Linked DNA regions of Homo sapiens: all the other regions are linked to region 3. The links are chromatin contacts, found by Hi-C or POLR2A ChIA-PET in ENCODE. All regions are on one chromosome and are shown on one strand. The core of a region is the stretch at or near the end of the contact, and the rest is flanking DNA. Distances in the headings are between cores, read along the strand shown. Region 1 holds the start of KBTBD6 (kelch repeat and BTB domain containing 6). Region 2 overlaps VWA8 (von Willebrand factor A domain containing 8). Region 3 holds the start of RGCC (regulator of cell cycle). Region 4 holds the start of ELF1 (E74 like ETS transcription factor 1). Region 5 holds the start of WBP4 (WW domain binding protein 4). Region 6 overlaps ELF1 (E74 like ETS transcription factor 1).

Evidence for each region. A loop is a pair of places that touch in the nucleus more often than their neighbours do. ChIA-PET counts read pairs that join two places held with the same protein, here RNA polymerase II (POLR2A). Pooled maps may share reads with other maps.
Region 1: a loop to region 3 is called in a map of naive thymus-derived CD4-positive, alpha-beta T cell, with 8 times the contacts of the local background. The contact joins the promoter of KBTBD6 here to the promoter of RGCC in region 3. A Hi-C loop is called at or near these places in 3 of 168 maps with a recorded cell type or tissue (OCI-LY7 and naive thymus-derived CD4-positive, alpha-beta T cell) and 9 of 50 pooled maps.
Region 2: a map of natural killer cell shows a loop between it and region 3 (2.8-fold over the local background). The contact joins the enhancer-like site here to the promoter of RGCC in region 3. A Hi-C loop is called at or near these places in 1 of 168 maps with a recorded cell type or tissue (natural killer cell), 1 of 37 single-sample maps with no recorded cell type and 4 of 50 pooled maps.
Region 4: a pooled map shows a loop between it and region 3 (4-fold over the local background). The contact joins the promoter of ELF1 here to the promoter of RGCC in region 3. A Hi-C loop is called at or near these places in 1 of 168 maps with a recorded cell type or tissue (OCI-LY7) and 6 of 50 pooled maps. POLR2A ChIA-PET finds 5 or more read pairs at or near these places in 4 of 52 experiments (CD4-positive, alpha-beta T cell, OCI-LY7, T-cell and 1 more).
Region 5: a loop to region 3 is called in a map of CD8-positive, alpha-beta T cell, with 29 times the contacts of the local background. The contact joins the promoter of WBP4 here to the promoter of RGCC in region 3. A Hi-C loop is called at or near these places in 6 of 168 maps with a recorded cell type or tissue (CD4-positive, alpha-beta memory T cell, CD8-positive, alpha-beta T cell, OCI-LY7 and 1 more), 9 of 37 single-sample maps with no recorded cell type and 19 of 50 pooled maps. POLR2A ChIA-PET finds 5 or more read pairs at or near these places in 5 of 52 experiments (BJ, CD4-positive, alpha-beta T cell, CD4-positive, alpha-beta memory T cell and 2 more).
Region 6: a loop to region 3 is called in a map of CD8-positive, alpha-beta T cell, with 3 times the contacts of the local background. The contact joins the enhancer-like site here to the promoter of RGCC in region 3. A Hi-C loop is called at or near these places in 3 of 168 maps with a recorded cell type or tissue (CD8-positive, alpha-beta T cell and naive thymus-derived CD4-positive, alpha-beta T cell), 1 of 37 single-sample maps with no recorded cell type and 10 of 50 pooled maps. POLR2A ChIA-PET finds 5 or more read pairs at or near these places in 1 of 52 experiments (activated T-cell).

What each region holds. Positions count from the first base shown.
Region 1 is chr13:41,130,918-41,134,243 of GRCh38, reverse strand. KBTBD6 (kelch repeat and BTB domain containing 6) reads left to right here and starts at 1,442. Exons shown (of 1, transcript NM_152903.5): 1 at 1,442-3,326. The coding sequence starts at 1,733. It overlaps KBTBD6-DT (KBTBD6 divergent transcript), which reads right to left and starts at 1,316. Exons shown (of 4, transcript NR_120423.1): 1 at 1,189-1,316. RefSeq lists enhancers at 1,140-1,379, 1,740-1,789.
Region 2 is chr13:41,810,285-41,813,295 of GRCh38, reverse strand. It overlaps VWA8 (von Willebrand factor A domain containing 8), which reads left to right. Exons shown (of 45, transcript NM_015058.2): 17 at 1,956-2,071. Among named protein-coding and RNA genes, the nearest start is that of VWA8, 150 kb to the left of the region's middle. RefSeq lists an enhancer at 335-384. Within about 2 kb of position 1,580, at least 2 of the 41 ENCODE cell types and tissues checked have a DNase peak (open chromatin) inside an H3K27ac peak, as active enhancers do; they include natural killer cell, where a contact is called at or near this core.
Region 3 is chr13:41,455,656-41,458,936 of GRCh38, reverse strand. It overlaps RGCC (regulator of cell cycle), which reads right to left and starts at 1,387. Exons shown (of 5, transcript NM_014059.3): 1 at 1,181-1,387; 2 at 467-652. The coding sequence starts at 1,229. RefSeq lists enhancers at 345-474, 524-1,201 and a silencer at 775-1,614.
Region 4 is chr13:41,018,031-41,020,941 of GRCh38, reverse strand. ELF1 (E74 like ETS transcription factor 1) reads left to right here and starts at 1,626. Exons shown (of 9, transcript NM_172373.4): 1 at 1,626-1,714. RefSeq lists an enhancer at 1,632-1,741.
Region 5 is chr13:41,060,160-41,063,198 of GRCh38, reverse strand. WBP4 (WW domain binding protein 4) reads right to left here and starts at 1,690. Exons shown (of 10, transcript NM_007187.5): 1 at 1,524-1,690; 2 at 483-555. The coding sequence starts at 1,525. It overlaps TRE-TTC1-2 (tRNA-Glu (anticodon TTC) 1-2), which reads left to right and starts at 2,390; the gene lies at 2,390-2,461. It also overlaps a transcript of ELF1 not described here. RefSeq lists a silencer at 2,896-3,039.
Region 6 is chr13:40,984,562-40,987,884 of GRCh38, reverse strand. All of the region lies in intron 1 of ELF1 (E74 like ETS transcription factor 1), which reads left to right. Among named protein-coding and RNA genes, the nearest start is that of ELF1, 33 kb to the left of the region's middle. RefSeq lists an enhancer at 2,724-3,003. Within about 2 kb of position 1,749, at least 4 of the 41 ENCODE cell types and tissues checked have a DNase peak (open chromatin) inside an H3K27ac peak, as active enhancers do; they include CD8-positive, alpha-beta T cell, where a contact is called at or near this core.

The sequences.
Region 1 (3,326 bases), core at 193-2,692, 320 kb after region 3:
GTACTCCTGAGGTAAGAACCATCTACAAAGGTGATATCAAGGTCTCTGAGAGGAGTTCTGGTGATGTCAGAGTGAGGAAATGTGAATGACTGTGTGACGGTGATTCAGTCACAAGGTTGTCCTTCAGAGGGAATGGGAAGAAGAGTGGCTTGATTGTTTTGACTACGGTGGACAGTGATGAGAGAGGAAGACAGTGGCAGGGTTTCACAGGAGGTGAGTCCGAAGCGGAAACGTGTTAGGTGTTCTCAGTGACTTCTAATGTCTGAACTGCACGGGGTAAGTAAAGGTTGAGTGAATGACTAGAAATAAAGTCAGCTCTGATGGAGAGGCAACTTCATACAAGCAAGGGGAGAAATGCTTGAGCCACTGGGTCTAAAAGGATGCTAAATTACCAACCAGGCCTCTGGCTTCCATTGTGTTTTGGGGTGAGGACCCCCTAAAGCATGTCTCTTCTTTTGTGTAAAAAAGGGAAAGGGGTACTGAATATTGGAGAGACCAAGTGGGAGAAGTGGCTACAGAGGACTTCAGGTTTTGAAATGCAGATATGGAAGGAAAGTCTCAAAGTCAGGTGACTGGAGGTGGTCTCCTTTTAGTCATGGCAAATAAGGACAGGCAATTGTGAAAAAGCCAGGGATCTAATTCCAGCGATAGCCAACCAATCCTACAAACCCTGAGTTATCTTTTGGTACCAGGGAGAGGCATAGTGAGTAAAAAAAAAAAAAAAAAAAAAATCACTTCTAATGGATACATACACTAATACAAGATGTTAATAATAAGGGAACTGTGAAGTGGGGAGAGATATATGGAAGTTCCCTGTCCCTGCTGCTCAATTTTTCCGTAAACCTAAAAATAAAATCTAATTTACACACACACACACACACGCCCCTAAAAAGGGATCTCTGCTGGAACTTGCAAGGTTTTCTGTTTTGGGGGGTTTTTTGTTTTCCTACAGGCTCATAATTTCAAATTAGTGGTGCTTCCTTTTTTTTTTTTTAATAAAGGCTGGAAGAAAACTTATCGAACCTTTATAATTCTAAGAACTGAGTAATTATTCTACAAACCAACAAATATTTATTAACAGCGTCCTATAACCAACTCATGTAATCTTCACACAATCCTATGAAATACTACTGTTCACGTCTTACAAAAGAAGAAACAGTTCAAAGAGACAAGTCAAACAATACATACTAGAACGAGGCGACTACTCTGGATTCCAAAACCACAGTTCCAAACCACAAAATCGAATCTAGGAAAATTGGCGCTCTCGAGTGTCGTCAGCTAAAACAAGGAACACCAGAGAAGGATCGCGATATTACACAAACTACTACTCCCGACATGCAAAGCGGATTCTTTCCCTCGGTCTCGGCCCGGGAGTCCGAGAGTCCCAGCAGCCCTCGGGGCGCGAAAGGCAACCTGGGAGCGGTAGTTCTCCTGGGCGCCTAGCATTGTCGCCCACGCTGCAGTAGCGGCTTCTGCGGCTCCAAGCCAGCGGGTCCTGTGAAGGCGAGCAGACGCGGAGAAAGGACGCGGGAGTGAGAGAGGGTGAGTCAGCCACTGTCTAAACGATAACGGGAGGCGGTTCTGCGGGGTAGGGTTGAATTCAGTAAATGGGCTCGTGCTGCTGTCTCTTCGGAGACGCTGCTATCTTAGCGTCAGCGAGGGAAGGTTGAGGAGGAGCCAGAGCCGGGTCCTGCAGCGTTTCTCGCCATCAGCGCCCGTCGCCATCTCCACCATGCAGTCCCGGGAAGACGCCCCGCGCTCTCGCCGCCTAGCCAGTCCCCGTGGTGGGAAGCGGCCCAAGAAGATTCACAAACCCACAGTTTCGGCCTTTTTCACGGGTCCAGAGGAATTAAAGGACACGGCCCATTCTGCAGCCCTGCTGGCACAGCTCAAGTCCTTCTACGATGCGCGGCTGCTGTGTGATGTGACCATCGAGGTGGTGACGCCTGGCAGCGGGCCTGGCACGGGTCGCCTGTTCCCCTGCAACCGCAATGTGCTGGCCGCGGCATGTCCCTACTTCAAGAGCATGTTCACAGGTGGCATGTACGAGAGCCAGCAGGCCAGCGTGACCATGCACGATGTGGACGCCGAGTCCTTCGAGGTGTTGGTCGACTACTGCTACACGGGTCGTGTGTCTCTCAGTGAGGCCAACGTGGAGCGCCTGTACGCGGCCTCCGACATGCTACAGCTGGAATATGTGCGGGAAGCCTGTGCCTCCTTCTTAGCCCGACGTCTTGACCTGACCAACTGCACCGCCATCCTCAAGTTTGCAGATGCCTTTGGCCATCGCAAGCTGCGATCCCAGGCCCAGTCCTATATAGCTCAGAACTTCAAGCAACTCAGCCACATGGGTTCAATTCGGGAGGAGACTCTAGCAGATCTGACCCTGGCCCAGCTGCTGGCTGTCCTGCGCTTGGATAGTCTGGACGTGGAGAGTGAGCAGACAGTGTGCCATGTGGCAGTGCAGTGGCTGGAGGCTGCTCCCAAAGAGCGGGGTCCCAGTGCTGCAGAAGTCTTCAAGTGCGTGCGCTGGATGCACTTCACTGAAGAAGATCAGGACTACTTAGAAGGGCTGCTGACCAAGCCCATCGTGAAGAAGTACTGCCTGGACGTTATTGAAGGGGCCCTGCAGATGCGCTATGGTGACCTGTTGTACAAGTCTCTGGTGCCAGTGCCAAACAGCAGCAGCAGCAGTAGCAGCAGCAACTCTCTTGTATCTGCAGCAGAAAATCCACCCCAGAGACTGGGTATGTGTGCCAAGGAGATGGTGATCTTCTTTGGACACCCCAGAGATCCCTTTCTCTGCTGTGATCCATACTCGGGGGACCTTTACAAAGTGCCGTCACCTTTGACCTGTCTGGCTCACACTAGGACTGTCACCACTTTAGCTGTCTGTATCTCTCCTGACCATGACATCTATCTAGCTGCTCAGCCCAGGACAGACCTCTGGGTGTATAAACCAGCTCAGAATAGTTGGCAGCAACTTGCAGATCGCTTGCTGTGTCGTGAGGGCATGGATGTGGCATATCTCAATGGCTATATCTACATTTTGGGGGGGCGAGACCCTATTACTGGAGTTAAGTTGAAGGAAGTGGAATGCTACAATGTTAAGAGAAACCAGTGGGCATTGGTGGCTCCACTGCCCCATTCTTTTTTATCCTTTGACCTAATGGTAATTCGAGACTATCTCTATGCTCTCAACAGTAAGCGCATGTTCTGTTATGATCCTAGCCACAATATGTGGCTGAAGTGCGTTTCTCTGAAGCGCAATGACTTTCAGGAAGCCTGCGTCTTCAATGAGGAGATCTATTGTATCTGTGATATCC
Region 2 (3,011 bases), core at 331-2,830, 350 kb before region 3:
TAGGCAGATTATTGAAGTAGCTTTCTGTTTCCTGTCTCAGTTCTCTCTGTCCTTCATCCACTTTCTATGCTGCTGCTGATTTAAATTAGGAAGTAGGCTAGTAATAACCTGATTTGAAAATCATGTTACGACTTTACACATAGCAGAATCCTAGTGCCTTTAAGAATAAAGCCAAACCCGTCAGAGTGTCATTCATAGGTCTTTGTTGTTTGAGAGCAAGCCTTCCAGCAGGACCTTCTAGTAAAGCTGGTCTCATTTCCTCATGTTCTACTTGTGGTTCCATTACTTTTGCTTTCATGCCTTTGATGAGAGGATTTCTCATGCCCATTTGAATATTTTAACTGCCTATAACAGCTGTCTACTGTTCCACTTATTTTAGCATTGAAGTATATACTATTTTGAATTGTAATTTATGATTTATTATATTTGAATATTGTCTCCATATCTGGAATGCAAATTAATTGAAAACAAGAATGGACCAATGTCTGCTTGTAATTGAGTTCTTTGAAACTTAGAATGTGTTTTTTAATAGAAGAAAGGATATGTGGTGGTCATGCTTCCAACCTAATTCCCAAAGGAAATATAATACTAATGTTGTAGCTGAGATAGAATACTAACAGCAAACCAATATCTTATGGAGATGTGAAATACACAAGGAAGGATAAATAAATTATTTTTTTCTTCTTTGGGACATACGGAGATGACCTTAGGTGGAACATTAAAACAAGCAAATGTGCAGTGTGTCTTTGACATTCTCCCCTCATCCATTCTGAACCCTTTGTTAATTTCATAGAGTCCTCTTTTCTAGGCCCTTGAGTTCTCAGGGCCACTTTACTGCCCTTATCACCCTCTGTGACATTTCATACTGACCTGCCTTGCCCTCCCAAAGGTCCAGTTGCTTCAAAAGTGCTTCTGTCCTGTGGTTTTCAGTGATAATCACTGTCTTCTAATGCTGCTGATCTAAGTTAGGAATTAGGCCAGTAATAATCTCATTTACTAAATATATGCTAATATGTAGGTCCCATCACCTTTCTCTGCTGGGTTTTTTGTTTTCATTTTGAAGAGGCTGATTTTTAAATAACAGTTGTTGCCATTCGTTGAGCACCCATATGTGTGTGACATGTGCTAAGCACTTTAGAATCATTTTCTAATTTAACCTTCATAACAACCTTAAAGGTGAGGGCATTACTATTGCCATTTTAAAGTTGAGGGAACTGAGCCTTGGAAAGGTTAAGTAATTTGCCAAGGTAACACAGCTAATAAATAGGATACCGACTTATCTGATTCAAAAGCCTATAAACTTTACCATTATGTTATGCTGCCTGCCAAAAGAATTTCAACAAATATTTATTGAGTACTGACCATGTCCTGAGTTCTGTACTAGCAACTCTATTCGTGGAATTTTGGGAAATGTAATATAGCAAAGTGAAAGTATTCTGACAGCATAGGGGAAGGATTCAAAACAGCAAGCTGCAGCACAAGTGACAAATTGGTTGACACCTCTGTGGCCAACAGCCTAAATTGTTTACAACTCTTTTTGGCTATTTTAGAAACCACCGATTTGCTTAAAGCTTTAAACATTTCCGTGGTATCTTAACACCTTGGCTTTGTGTAAGGAGAAAAAGTGAACAGTCAATCATACAGCCTAAGTCCAGTGTGACCTTTGTTATGTAACATCCTTCCCCCATTGCCCCTCCCATCTCCAACTTAGCACAATTAAAATACATTAATTAAATTTAATTGATAAATACTTTAGATTTTTTAAAAACTATCTTCAAGGATGTTTTAAGTGTAAATTGGTTTCTGTTTATTTTGATTTGTAATTAATTAACAGCACATACTTTAAGTTTGGCCTTACCCCTTCAGTAATAATGAATTCTGCTGTGATATCCATCTAAAGGGACTTTAGCAAGTTGAAACAAGACTCTTAACACAATGTATTTGTCTTTTGATAGGCACAATCATTAGCGGCATCACTTTCTACCAGACAACTGTTGCGAATTTCTCGTCGGCTGTCACAGTATCCTAATGAAAATCTTCACAGTGCTGTTACTAAAGCCTGCCTTTCCAGGTAAACATATTCTTTCTCACTGCGTGTAAGTTTCTGGATCTTCACTAAAACTATAAGATAAGTTTAACTGATGGTGCATATTCCCAATTCTTCAAAATATATTGGTCTGAATGTAGAGCTATTTCAGCCTTGCCTTCACTGATTAGAACTTATTTAATACAACATATTATCTTTTAAAATTAATTTTTGGTCCCAGCATCACCAGAAGCAGATGTTGGTACTATGCTTCCTGTACAGCCTGCAGAACCATGAGCCAAAATAAAACCTCTTTTATTTATTAAAAATAAAATAAAATAAAATAAATTTTTATCCTTAATTTGTATGGGTACATGGTCAGTATATATTTATGGGGTACATGAGATACTTTGATACAGGCATAGAATATGTAATAATCACAACAGGGTGAATGCCATATCTATCACCCTAAGCATTTATCATTTCTTTGCATTATGAACGTTCCAATTATACTTTTAGTTACTTAAAAATGAACAATAAATTGTTGACTATAGTCACCTTGTTATGCTATCAAATACTAGATCTTCATTCTATCTATGTTTTTGTACCCATTAACCATTCCCTTCCCCAATTCTCACTACCCTTCCCACCTCTGGTAACCATCCTTCTAGTCTCTCTTTGTGAATTCTATTGTTTTAATTTTTAGCTTTTAGAAATGAGTGAAAACATGTGAAGTTTGTCTTTCTATGCATGGCTTATTTCAGTTTAAATAATGTGCTGTAGTTCCATCCATGTTGTTGCAAATGACAGAACTTCATTCATTCTTTTTTATGGCTGAACAGTACTCTATTGTGTGTGTGTACAACATTATCCATTTGTCTGTTGATGAACACTTAGGTTGCCTCCGAATCTTAGCTATTGTGAATAGTGCTTCAATAAACATGGTAGCACAGACCTCTCTTCAATATATGGATTTTCTTTCTGT
Region 3 (3,281 bases), core at 138-2,637:
TAAATCCCAAGAACAGCAGTTTGGGCTTATGAAACCTTTCCTGGTTTCATGAATATTTCCGTTCTGCGCCCTCCCATGTCCCCACTGTGCCCCCTCATTCCACTGGCACTTGTTCCACATCTGCAAAGTTACAGCTGAGAGGGGAGAGGCACGGAAAGGAGAAGAGGAGGGAAACTGCGGAAAGGCCTGGTGCAGGTCCAGGGAGTCCTGTCTGGCTGAGTCGGGACAAGCTGCTTAAACTCGCCTGCCTGGTGACACACCCGTGGGCGGCAAGTGAACCAACCTGCCCTCCAGCGACCTTTCCCGTGATTATCGTCAGGGGCCCCGCCACCACTCGGCCTACTGCGTTGAGCTTCAGGAAACCATTCCTCAGTTTACTGATAAGAAAACTGAGGCCGCAGCCTTCGCGGGGCAGGTCCTGGGAGCTGGGAGATCCCGGCGCCATCCTAGCGGGGGCCGCACTTACTCTCCGAGTCGCTGAAGCCGCTGCTGTCGCTGACACTGGCGCTGCTGCGCCGCTTCATGCGCTCCAGGTGCTCCTCGTAGTGGAAGTGGCGCTCGTGGAAGGGCGACGCGAAGTCGGCCAGCACCGCGTCAAACTCGCACAGCGCGTCCGACAGGTCCTCCGCGGCCGCCGAGTCCAGGGCCGGGGCTGCGGGCAGGGCCAGGGGCTCAGTGCACGGAAGTCAGGGGGGCAGCGGGACCACCTCCCAGGGCCAGGAGGGGCCGCCACGGTTCCCGAAGATAACTGACACTTGGCGCCTCTGCCAAGTGACAGCCACGCAGTCGCTGTTACCTTGTAATCTTCTCCACCACCCCCGAAGTGCGTTCTATTACCAAGTCCGTTTTACAGACAAGAAAACTGAGCCTTCGCCAGGCCCAGGGTCACCCAGCGACTTGGCGCGGCCAGATTCCTCCCCAGGCGCTGCCGGTTACCTGTCCCCGCCGCTCCCCCCAACCCCGGGCGCGCGCGGAGCTGGTGGTGGAGGGAAGGTGGGACATGGGGGCCAGCCCGGGCCGGAAAGGAGGCTGCAGCCGCCCGCGCGGGAAGACCGGGGACAGGTTCCCGCCGGGGAGGATGGAAGGGTGGGGGGTGTGAAGGGACGACACGGGGCCCCTCCTTTCTCACCCGCCATCTGCAGAGCCGAGACTTTAAGGGGACCCCGGACCCCGCACTCACCTGCGGCCGCGGCGGCCGCGGGGCTGCCCTGCGCCGCGGGCGGCTTCATGAGGCGGCTCAGCTGGGCCCGGCGCGCGTGGCCTTGGGTCCTGCGAGGTGGCAGCCGGGGCTATTCGGGGGCTTGCTGTCCCGCACACTTCAGCCCTGCCAGTCCCTTCGGCGCTGCGCTCCAGCCGCGCCGCTCCCAGCACGGTCCGCGCCCGCCCTACCACCGGCTCGGGTTCCTAGATCTTATAGCCTTCGGCGGCCGGAGCGGAGGCGGGGCCGGGGCGGGGCTGCGGAGCCGGGGCGACGGGTCTGTCCCCGCCGCCCTCCGAGGAGGCCCCTGCCCCCAGGCACCGCCCTCGCCACGCGCCCGCCCTGGAACCGCGGTGACGAGGAGTCGCCGAAGCCCCGGTTACAGCCCCAAATATTTACCCGCCTCTCGCCCCCGCGCCCTGACAACCCGGCCCACGCGGTGTCCTCGGCGTCACCAGAGCTGACTGCTGGGCGCGAGCTCTGCTGCTTCCCGCCGCGTGCCAGGCACCTCCGCGAGCCGCAGCTTCCTCGGCTGTGAAGTGGACGTGGGCATGCAGAGCCTCCCTGGCTGGCGGTGAGGGACGAAGGAGCCCGCGGCCGTGTCCCAGTCGGGTGTCGGGGACGCGGAGGTCCCCTACGCATTGTCCCAAGGGGACTTCCGAGATGGTGGGCGGGCGGAGTGGAGAGGGTCGGGGCGAGAGGGGCAGGAGTTGGGGGAGTCCTGAACTGTTCCCACCGCGGAGCGCGGGGGCCTGAACTACGGTCCAGGGCGCTCCCGCCAGCCTGACTTTATCTAGAAGGGGTTTATTATGGGAAGAAACTACTGCGTCGACGCAGCGCGAACAGGGCGCCTTGCAGTGTCCACGGAGTAACGAGCCACCCTGCCCCGCGGCCTGCGGGGGCGAACGCCCTGGACTGTGCGCTGAGCTAGGCGCTAGCCTCTCGCCTCTCACCACAGACGGCTAATTAAATGTAGAGCAATTAACATGTAACGGAGTGAAACATTCAGCCTCCACTCCCAGCTAGTTTTTGTATTTTTAGCAGAGACGGGGTTTGTCCATGTTGGCCAGGCTGGTCTCGAACTCCCGACCTCAGGTGATCTGCCCACCTCAGCCTCCCAAAGTGCTGGGATTACAGGCGTGAGCCACCGCACCCAGCCAGGATTTGTTTTCAGAATATAGAAAGACCCATCTACAAAGTAATCACAAATAGACAACCTGGTAAAAATTAAAAATGAGCAAAACATTGAAACATACACCTCACAAAGGAGTATATGTTAATGACCACTAATCATATGAATAGTCCTCCTCTCTTGTCTACTCTGGGTGGCCTAGGGATATGCTTGTCTTGTGGAGGCACAAGCACTGTGGGCTCAAGAGTGGGGAGCCTCTTTCCCTGTTAAGGGGAGGACACCACTGGGATCTCTGGTGCCATCTCCTGCAATGGATCCTCTGATGTGGGGTCGAACAGAACTTCAGGAGTTGATTTCCCTGGGTGAGTGGAGCGGGATCCTTCCTTAGCTATCTGTCCCTTTGCTACTAGTATTGCTGCTGCATGCCCTCAGCCACTGTGGGGGTTCTAGCACCAGCTGTCACCAAGTGTCTATGTATGGGAACTGGTCTAGGTATCTTTACCAGTTACCTTGTGCCACGCCTTAGAAACAAGGGACCTGTCCAGGCTTCCTTCTGATGGCCAACCCACTTCTAATGGTGCGCAATCTATTTCCCACAAGGTTCTAAGTTCCCCTGGTGGTCTAGTGCTTAGGATTCGGTGCTCTCACCGCTGCTGCCTGCGTTCGATTCCCGGTCAGGGAACAAAGAAATGGAGCATGGATGAGCAGCGGACAAAACCCCTCAGACAGCGGATTAAAGAAGGAAGAGTTTTTTTTATTCCGCTGGGAGCTTCGGCAGACTCGCGTCTTAAGAGCCGAGCTCCCGGAAGGAAGACAGAGTTCCTGGCCCGTTTAAGGGCTTACAGCTTTAAGGGGTTCCACGTGAAAGGGTCTTGATGGATTGAGAGCACATGTACTTAGAGTCACGGGGGTTGATTGTTTCACCTCAGGCCGGCTCCTCATTGCCACCGG
Region 4 (2,911 bases), core at 377-2,876, 440 kb after region 3:
TTCTGACATCCTTTTATAATACTGTTGCCCTCTTTTACCTGTTACAGTTTTTATTTCTAATTAGCCAAAAGAAGATAATCAAATTGTTAGGTTTACATTCATGTTATCTAAAATAAATTTCAGATATGGAAAATTACCTGGGGGGAACTTTCCAGGGAACAAGTGAATCTCCCGTGACTGCTCAGCGGACCTTGTTTCTTGGTGCATGGGCTCTGAATAGTCATTTTGTGTAAGTGAACTAAAGTAAGCTAAATATGACATTTGACAGGAGAAAACATGGTCTATATTTCTTTTTAATAAATTTTTAATTAACAGTTTGTAAAACCATGGAGATTATTTTTCAGTAAAAGGATAAACCAAGCAATCTTCAGTGTAAGGAATAAATAGACAGCAGGCAGAAAGTTGGTTCACAATCATTGCTGTTTTGCAGCATTTTGTAAAGTTCCTAAGTCAGTGACAGCTTGTGCTCTCAACTATGCCTCTGGTAAGCCAGAATAAACTCCCAACTAATTAACTAAAGGGAGAAAACCTTGCTAAATCCTATTTACTTTTTGTAAGATACCAGGACGAAGGCTATCTATTGAGTTGCATTTATCATTTCAAGCGCTTTGGAAGTACTTAGTGCTTTCAAGCCATTTTGATTAATTTAAGCTCTTAGAATAAATTAATAAGTATTCACCCAGAGGCCAGAATAAGTAGGTGTAGTAATATTTCAGTGGCTTGGGCACTTTGTCAGATGTATTCTGACTTGGAAGGCAGAGCTTCACTGGCCACAGTTGTCCCCTTAGGTTGGCCTTGCCACAATTGCAGTGGAGCTGTAGCAGGGTGCCTGGCACAAGAGGCTTGAAATACATGTAGAAAATTTTGCTTGAAAGGTAAGTCAAACTGTAGCTATCATTTGGAAGTAGTAGAGTTATGAACTATGATCGTACCAATACTTTTTTAAAAGGGTTTTATCAAGCTTGCAGTTTATTTAAAATCATTTTGCTTTGTTGGACTTTAAATTCCTAACATTGGAGTGTGGGTTTTTAAAAATTCTGTAAACCAGTTTAATTCACACTTATTTTTCCACTGAACTTTGAATTTTCTAGTGGATTTTATCTGTTTAGTGAACTTACAGATCTGCATCTGGCTTTGTAGTTTGCTAGCCTTTCCAGACTACATAGCAATATATCTCTTTCATATGAGGGTTAATGAGTAGCCAGATTACACTCACCAGTCCATTGTTACATTAAGAGCCACAGAGTTTGCTATCTCCCTTCCATCCCCTTTCATACTTTTTTCCTTTCACAGTTTTATTTGATATAGTAAAGCAACTTTTAAAAATTGAGATTTTTATATTTTAAAACAATATATAGTTTTTAATTTTGCTCCCTTGTAGGTTCTTACTCTATTTTATTGTTAGTTTTAAATTATGGCAATTAATATGAGCTTAGTAATGGTCTAATCAAGGTAGATCTTGCTCCTTGCCTCTTCATCCCCACTTTCCTATACCGTTTTTACCTGCAGATTTGCATGTTTGACCTAGCAGAATAATTGGGTCCACAGCAACATGGGCGTGCCTCCCTTAGAAACACTTGGTTTCATGTATGACTCATAAGCTGAAGCACAGACACCACTTCCCCAATCTACAGGAGCCATTTTAACAGCTAAAACTTGTCGGATTGCTTTTTATTTTCAAGCTCAAAAGACGATAGAGAAAGAATACTTGAAGGTAACTTGTTACAATTTTGTATGTTTGCTTCTGGCTTTTTCTTGAGCTGATAAACAGAGGGTGGTTCTTACCTGTTGAAGAACATGGCTGAATGTGTTCTTTAACCCTCTGATAAAATGTGTGTGGTCAGTCACATGCCTGATTGAACTTAATTGCTAGGGGGAAACAAAGCACTGAAATTCTGGAAAGTTTTAGATCTTCTTGCTAAAGCATTTTGTATGTCTTTGTGATTTTTTTTCTATGTAATTTAAGAATAAAAGAGGTTTTTTGTTTGTTTATTTGTTTTTAAGTACCACAAAGCAAACTAAGGTCAAATTTTAATTTAAAAAACCTAATTGTATTTTTTGGGGTAGTTGAAGTTACAGTTAAGTAAACCGTATTATTCCTGTGTGATATAGATGTTAAATATCCAGGGGCAGTGGCTTTGTTTTGGCATTTTAGCTAAGGGTGAAGTTTTGGGACAACTCAGCCATAGGTGTTGCTCATTGACTGTTATTTATTTATTTTTTTCTCCCTCTCTGTTTTTTAAAGTTAATGAAATTATATTAAATGTTTCATTTTGGAAACCCAATGGAAATTTAAATGAATTGTTATTTAGATAATAAGTAAAAATGAATATTAGATTATTTAGATAACAAGTAAAAGTGAATATTAAATAGAGGAAGAAAGACTAGAATGATTCATTTACTATTAGAAAAAAATGAAGTTTTATAATTCACACTGAAAACTTGTTCTGAGTAACAACCTTAGAAGTAAAGCTGTCTTCTAAGGAAACGTAGTTATTTCAATTTTGTGTAAAAAGAAAAAGTGATGAGTATTGGCCTTCCTTTTGTATTACTGTTCTTAAAATTTGCCTGCCTTGAATTAAAAACCTTCTGTAAATGAAAAGATTGCTCAGTCTTTTCCTGAAGTACTTGTCATTGTAGTTATGAGATTTTGGCTGGCAAGTATACATCCTACTGTGCCTTAAAGTTCTAGGTGCTCTGTAAAGATGAGTGCAGTAGTATTTTATTTCTGAAACATATTTATGAAGATAAAATTGGAATATGCAGTGATTCCAAAAAATAAAGTTTTTGGATATAAAACTTGCCAAATCATTTCTTGTTGACCAAAATGATATTTAGCTAGTTCTTTGAGAATTTGCTATGCACTTACTAAGTGCTTGAAGGCCTGTCAGATTAAAGGGAAGAGACAAAG
Region 5 (3,039 bases), core at 441-2,940, 400 kb after region 3:
CAGAGTTGTTACTTTGTTTCATGAGAAAGGAAATAATGGTGTTCTTTCAAATTTAAGCATCTAAAGATACACAGCTCTGCATTAAATACACTTGATTATTTCTAGACCACAAAATATACAAGAAAAACTAAACATGTTGCTTTTATTTTTTAAGGGCTTTCCACAATTCTTTGGGTATGACAGTATTATGAACACCACCATTATAATATAGGTGCTTCATAACATGAATGATATGACCAACTCATTGCCCATTTCCCAAAAGGCCACAGAGAAATAATTTAATATATAATCAAAGTCAGGTTGATGAAAAGGAAGAAGGCTCACAGCTTTCATAGGGGACTGAGAAGACAGAAATCTTCTGATGTTTTGAAAATGCAAGAGCAATGTACATAAAAGTGCTTTGTAAACTGAGTTTACATCAAAAAGGAGCACTTCATTCAACACAATTATTATTAGAATCTCTAACAGCGGAATTATCATACAGGCCTATTGTCTGCTATCCAGCACTTGCAGTAATCACAGAATTTCTTTGGCTGTGACTTCCAGTAGTCCGCCCTGAAAAAGAGAGACAACAAGGCTAAGCTCATGTAAAACTTAAAAAAGGTTAAATTCTGCATGCTTTACAGTTTTTAAAGTTTGAAATATATGCCCCTGCTACTGAATCTTGTCTTGTTATGTATAGTCGTTTTATTATTTATCTGGTTGGAGCACAGTCAATTGAAATTCTGTTGCCAGCGGAGTAGAAAAAGTCTGTATCTGATTCATTACAAAACTCCCTTCAATAAAATGGCTTTCAAAAATTCCTCACTTGTTATCGTCATCGTTATGAAAAACTAAGGAACATCTTAGAAGAACATTTATCCTTTCTGGCTTTGGGGGAGGTTGCTGTAATGGAAACCTGAAGAAACTCATAAAGTTTGCCTTAAATCAAGTTATTCCCACCAAGAGAACAACGTACAAGACTACTCTGGGGAAAACTGTAGTTCCTCCCAGACTCTCAGTTAAAACAAACTGTTCTTGAGCCTCAAGGCAAGAGAGAACTGGAAAAGCCATGGGACTTCGTAGACGGCCGACAAAAAAAAAAAAAAAAAAAAAAAAAAAACCATTACGCTATCCAGGGCTGGCCGCTTCCAGTGGGCGGGGGAGGCCGCAGCCCAGCCCTAGTTTCACAATACCCTAGGGTTCAGGGGCTTCGGAAACCCAAGGGGTGCATGCGACCCCCGACAGCGTCGTAGAGAGAGCACTGCGTCGCTTCACCCGCGGCCGTCCAACCAGCCCCCTGAACCGGCCGCCGGCCTCCCCCTAGAGCCCGTGCCCCATACCCCAGGGCGTTCAGCGGGGTAACATTTCTACCCCGCCCTGAGAACCGGCCCTGCAGGTCTGGGGCCGGTCCCGAGCGAGTTAAGAACGCGTCTGTCACGCCCCCGGCCGAAGGGCGGGAGGAGAGGAGGGGAAGACCCGGGCGAGAAAGGGCGGCCCAGAGAAACAACACCTCGTTGTTCAGGGCCTGAGACCCAACTCACATGACTGCGCCAGCCGCTCTGCAAGTCGTCCAGGGTTCCACTCAGACTCGCGCTTTCCCAGCGGGACGAGTCGAGCTCTTCCAGCCGCCCGATGCCCACCCGAACCTCCCTCCGATCCAGACACCTTACTCAGTCCCCGGGACCAGCGTTCCGCTGTTCCCAACTACGGGTGCCCAGACGATCCAATCCGCGTTCGAAATCGCCTCCTCTCCCCTCCCCCTACAGGGGCGGTACTCCCGGCTCCAAAGAGGTGGGGTCGGTATAAAGGGGTTGAGGTCACCGGGAAGGGGTAAAAGCGCGACGGGACCTGAGCTGAAGGACGGGATCTCAAGCCTCAAGTCCCTGCGCCATCCCGCCGTCTCTGTGTCCTCCCCTGGGGCCCAAAACCTCCATCCTCCTTCTAGGCTCGCTGGCTCAAGGCCAAGGAGCTCAGCGCGCCGCCTCCGCCCGGAACGCAAACAGCTGTTCCCAGAGACGTCTCCGCTCTCAACTTTGCCAACTACTCCGCACGCACTTTGACCAGCGGAGCAACCGGGACCTGTGGGTCGGGGTCCTCTGGCGGAGTTAAAAAAAAAAGAGGTGAAACTGCGGGACCGGCGCTGCGAGTCGCTAGGCTTCGCCTCAAACTTTGCTGTTGCAGCGGAGCGGCCCCGCCCCTCCTCTCCCCTACGACGCCCACGCGCTCGGATGGGGCTTGTTCCCTAGCTCGGGAGCGTGTGGGCAGCAGCAGCGGCGGCGGCGGCGGCGGCGGCGGCGGCGGCAGCAGCAGCTTCAGTAGCGCAGAGGCGGCGGTGGCGAGAGGTGCGGCGAAGGAGGCAGAGGCACTTATGCTTGTCAGGTGGGTCACGGCAGTTTCTCATAGCACTTCCCATATGGTCTAGCGGTTAGGATTCCTGGTTTTCACCCAGGTGGCCCGGGTTCGACTCCCGGTATGGGAACGCTTCCTTATTTTTCTTTTTTTTTGCAACTATCGGTTTGGAGGGCTGACTTTTTAAATCTTGTGTTCTGGCTCCTTTCTTGTCCCCGTCTGGGTGAGTTTGTAGAAAATAAGCATTACTGTAGTTAGTGGCGCCAGGAGCTGGGCTGCGGCTTTTGGAGCCTCGAGTGCCACGCCGTGCCTGCTGGAGAAGCGAATGCGCTTCCGATCCTTCTCCCTCCCGCCTCCGGCTCACGGGGCTGGTGGGCCCTGAGGGAGTTTCACTTTCCCCTGGGCTGCTCCCCCGCCCCTCCGGCCCGTAGTTTTCCAGACGCCCGGGAGGTGATGATTAACTCCGGCCTTGCGTTATCTCCTCCCAGCGCCCCCGTCCGGCCCACACCCTCTTCAGCCGCTCTTGCGACTCTTCCTATGCAGGACGGGCTGACCCCCCTGCCCTGGGCGCCCCAGAGCCCGCGCCCGGACCAGTAGCTCTAGTGGTTCTCTGGCCGCAGGGTATTTACGAGGCCCCACGGAACACAGTGTGCCTTCCGCGCCCTCCCGGGGGGACGCGCTTTCCCGGCCGCGCAGCCGCCCGGCGCC
Region 6 (3,323 bases), core at 500-2,999, 470 kb after region 3:
TGAAAAGAGCCCTTTTATTAGGTTACCACATCTTGTGAAAGTTCTTTCTGTTCAGTTACTTGGTGTCTAGAGTTACTGTAGCATTCCAGTTTTTTAGATACTGCCAACCTACAAACATGCCATATGTACATAAACAGACACAGTCTGAATTACATACTTCATTAGAGAAGTCATTCAACCACGTCATTGCTTTAAGCTGGTATATTTCACCTTCTTTATCCCAGAATTGTCTGATCTAAAACCTTTTTGTTTGATTGATTCTCTTTATTAATTTTCTTTCTTTTTTTTTTTTTTTTTTTTGAGACAGAGTCTTGCTCTGTTGCCCAGGCTAGAGTATAGTGGCGTGCCTCGGCTTACCACAGCTTCTGCCTCCTGGGTTCAAGCAATTCTCCTGCCTCAGTCTCCCAAGTAGCTGGGATTACAGGCACTCACCACCATGCCCAGCTAATTTTTTTTTTGTGTTTTTGGTAGGGACGGGGTTTCACCATGTTGGTCAGGCTGGTCTCGAACTCCTGACCTCAGGTAATCTACCCGCCTCGGCCTCCCAAAGTGCTGGGATACAGGCGTGAGCCACGGCACCGGACTATTTATTAATTTTCACCATAAACAGTTGGTACCATAGTAACTTAAAAGGAGAGCAGTGATTTTCGGCCGGGTGCTGTGGCTCACGCCTGTAATCCCAGCATTTTGGGAGGCCGAGGCGGGTGGATCACAAGGTCAGGAGATCGAGACCATCCTGGCTAACACGGTGAAAGCCCGTCTCTACTAAAAAATACAAAAAATTAGCCGGGCGTGGTGGCGGGCGCCTGTAGTCCCAGCTACTCAGGAGGCTGAGGCAGGAGAATGGCGTGAACCCGGGAGGCGGAGCTTGCAATGAGCCGAGATGGCGCCACTGCACTCCAGCCTGGGCGACAGTGAGACTCCCACTCAAAAAAAAAAAAAAAAAAGAGCAATGATTTTCTAAAAATATATTTATGAATTCGTGGGTTTAATATCCTTGTGTCTAAAAACCTTTCTGAAGGAATCTTAAATTTACATTCAATCAGTGATCAATTTTGACTATCATATTTTTTTTAGTACCTGAAATCTTCTATAATAAATTAAACAAGTAGCCATTTGAAGTGGTTGTAGTAGCTAGTAGTGTGGCTGAGGGTTTTGTGTTTACCATCAGTGAAGTCATTTTGTTTGGAATGAGGCATAATGGGACTCTGTGTTAGGGAAGCTTGCCAGAGTGAAGTCCTCGCCTTGAAGCAGCAGGATTTGTTAAAAAGACGCCAAACCTTGAAGCACTGGAATAGAATTACAGTTTTGTTGACAATGGGCTATAATGTTCTTTTTCTGGAGTCTAGCAAATAGCTATGGTAATAGAGACTTCCAGGGAGTACAGAAATGACCCTTAAGGAATTATTAGTTACCTAGCATGCACCTGTTACATATTTCTTGCATATACTTACAGCGCTAAAGAAGCTAATGTTAATTCAGTGCATGTTATGTGCCAAGTATTCTGCACATGCATTTTTGCATCTACACAACAGCTCTAGGTTTTGGTATTACTTTACCCGTTTTACAGAAGGAAGAGACTTGAGACTGACACCTATTTTATGGAAAGAGGGGACTGAGACACCAAGCAAGTAACTTGTCCAGTCTTCTGTCACACTGCAGAAGATTGGCACCCAATCGGTCTGACTCCAGAGCCTGTTCTCTGAACTGCTTTGTGTTACTATTTTACTTTAACTCCAAAGCTTATTTTGGGGATGACAGGTTAGGAACCTTGTTGCTAAGTATTCCTGTGGCATGTCTCCTTGGAGAATAAGAATATGGTCCTCACCCAATTAAGAGACATCTGAGCCAGCCTAAGATTTTTTTATTATCTGGTAGATGTCTGCCTGGATGCCCTCTGAAAACTGTGCAAATAAGTTGACCGCTTATGTCTGTGTGATGAAGAAGTAGTTTCACTTATGTTTTTCCTTGTTACTTTATAAAGACTGACACTTTGAAAAAAACATGTTTGAGAACTATTAATACAGCAGAGTGCTTCCTGACTATAATAGATAATTAAGGATGGGTAAATTTAAACAAGTTTTAAATTTACTGAGGACCTTTCAATTTGTTAGGTTAGAACAGAAGCCTTTTTTCTAATCCGAGTGCCCATATTTTTTTTCCATCTAAGACCGTATTTGAGGAATTAGATGATGCATTTAGTTTTGGACATGTTTTTTACACACTGACTTCAAGGGGCACTGATGTAGACTTGTCTTATAGTTTAGTGACTGGATTTGGAGCTCAGAAGCTGAACCTAGAGATGGAGATTTTAAAAATTTTTTACATATGCGTTTACTTAATCTGTGTTATAAACTGTTATAGCAGAAAGGACTTTGGTGGATTTTAGAGGCCCAGCTGTATATTACAGTTTTAGAGAGAGTCCTGATTTAGGAAACAAGAATTCTAGTTTTAGTTCTGTTTTGCTTGTAGACCGTGAGAACTTGACCACCCCAATTTACTAATTAAAAATGGAATCATTGATTTAGATCTTCAGTCTTGTCTGTTACTGAAAAAATTGTAAGATACCTGGGCTTTGTAATCAAAGATTATAAGAATCTTTGATATCTACAGGTGCTCCCTCTGGATCAGGTATCAGAAAATGTATTCTCAAGAATCACCTTGATGCAGAAGAGTATATAAGTACACAGGGGAGAGGAAGAGGAGCAGGAAAGATGACAGAGAATCAAAGACATGATTGAGCCAGTAAAATGCTTTTCTTTGCTTACACATTTTCAGTTTGTGGACTTCTCTATAGAAATAAGCAAAAGCTACATGCCAGAGCAAAAGTGTCTTTTTCTGCTGCAATAAGTGGCTTAGTGATTGTGGGGAGCCATTTCAGTTTTGATTTATTACTGTTAGTTGTTAGTATGTATAAGGTGTGGGTATGTTGGTTGCTTATCCTGATTTTTTAGATTTCTGAAAGACAACTGTTAAAGCACAGTAGCAGTGTGGAAGTGCTGGTACGAAAAGGTACATGACAGCAGTGGAAAAGAAAGTGAAACTTAAATTTACCTAGACGTATTCACACTGGCCATTGGCACAATGTCATTTTGCATTTATGAACAAATGGGTTTTGAAATAGCCTTCTGGAACCTAATCTTTTACAGAGAAACTTCTGTATCAGCAAACATCCCTTGATTCTGGTTATGTTTTCTTACTCTCGTTTTTCAAGCTTGTGATAATAGTTTCCTCTTTATCAGAAGTATATCAGTTATTCTTTTTTAAATAAAGGATATTTGTAGAAATAGCTTAAATATCTAATGATATTTATTTATTGAACA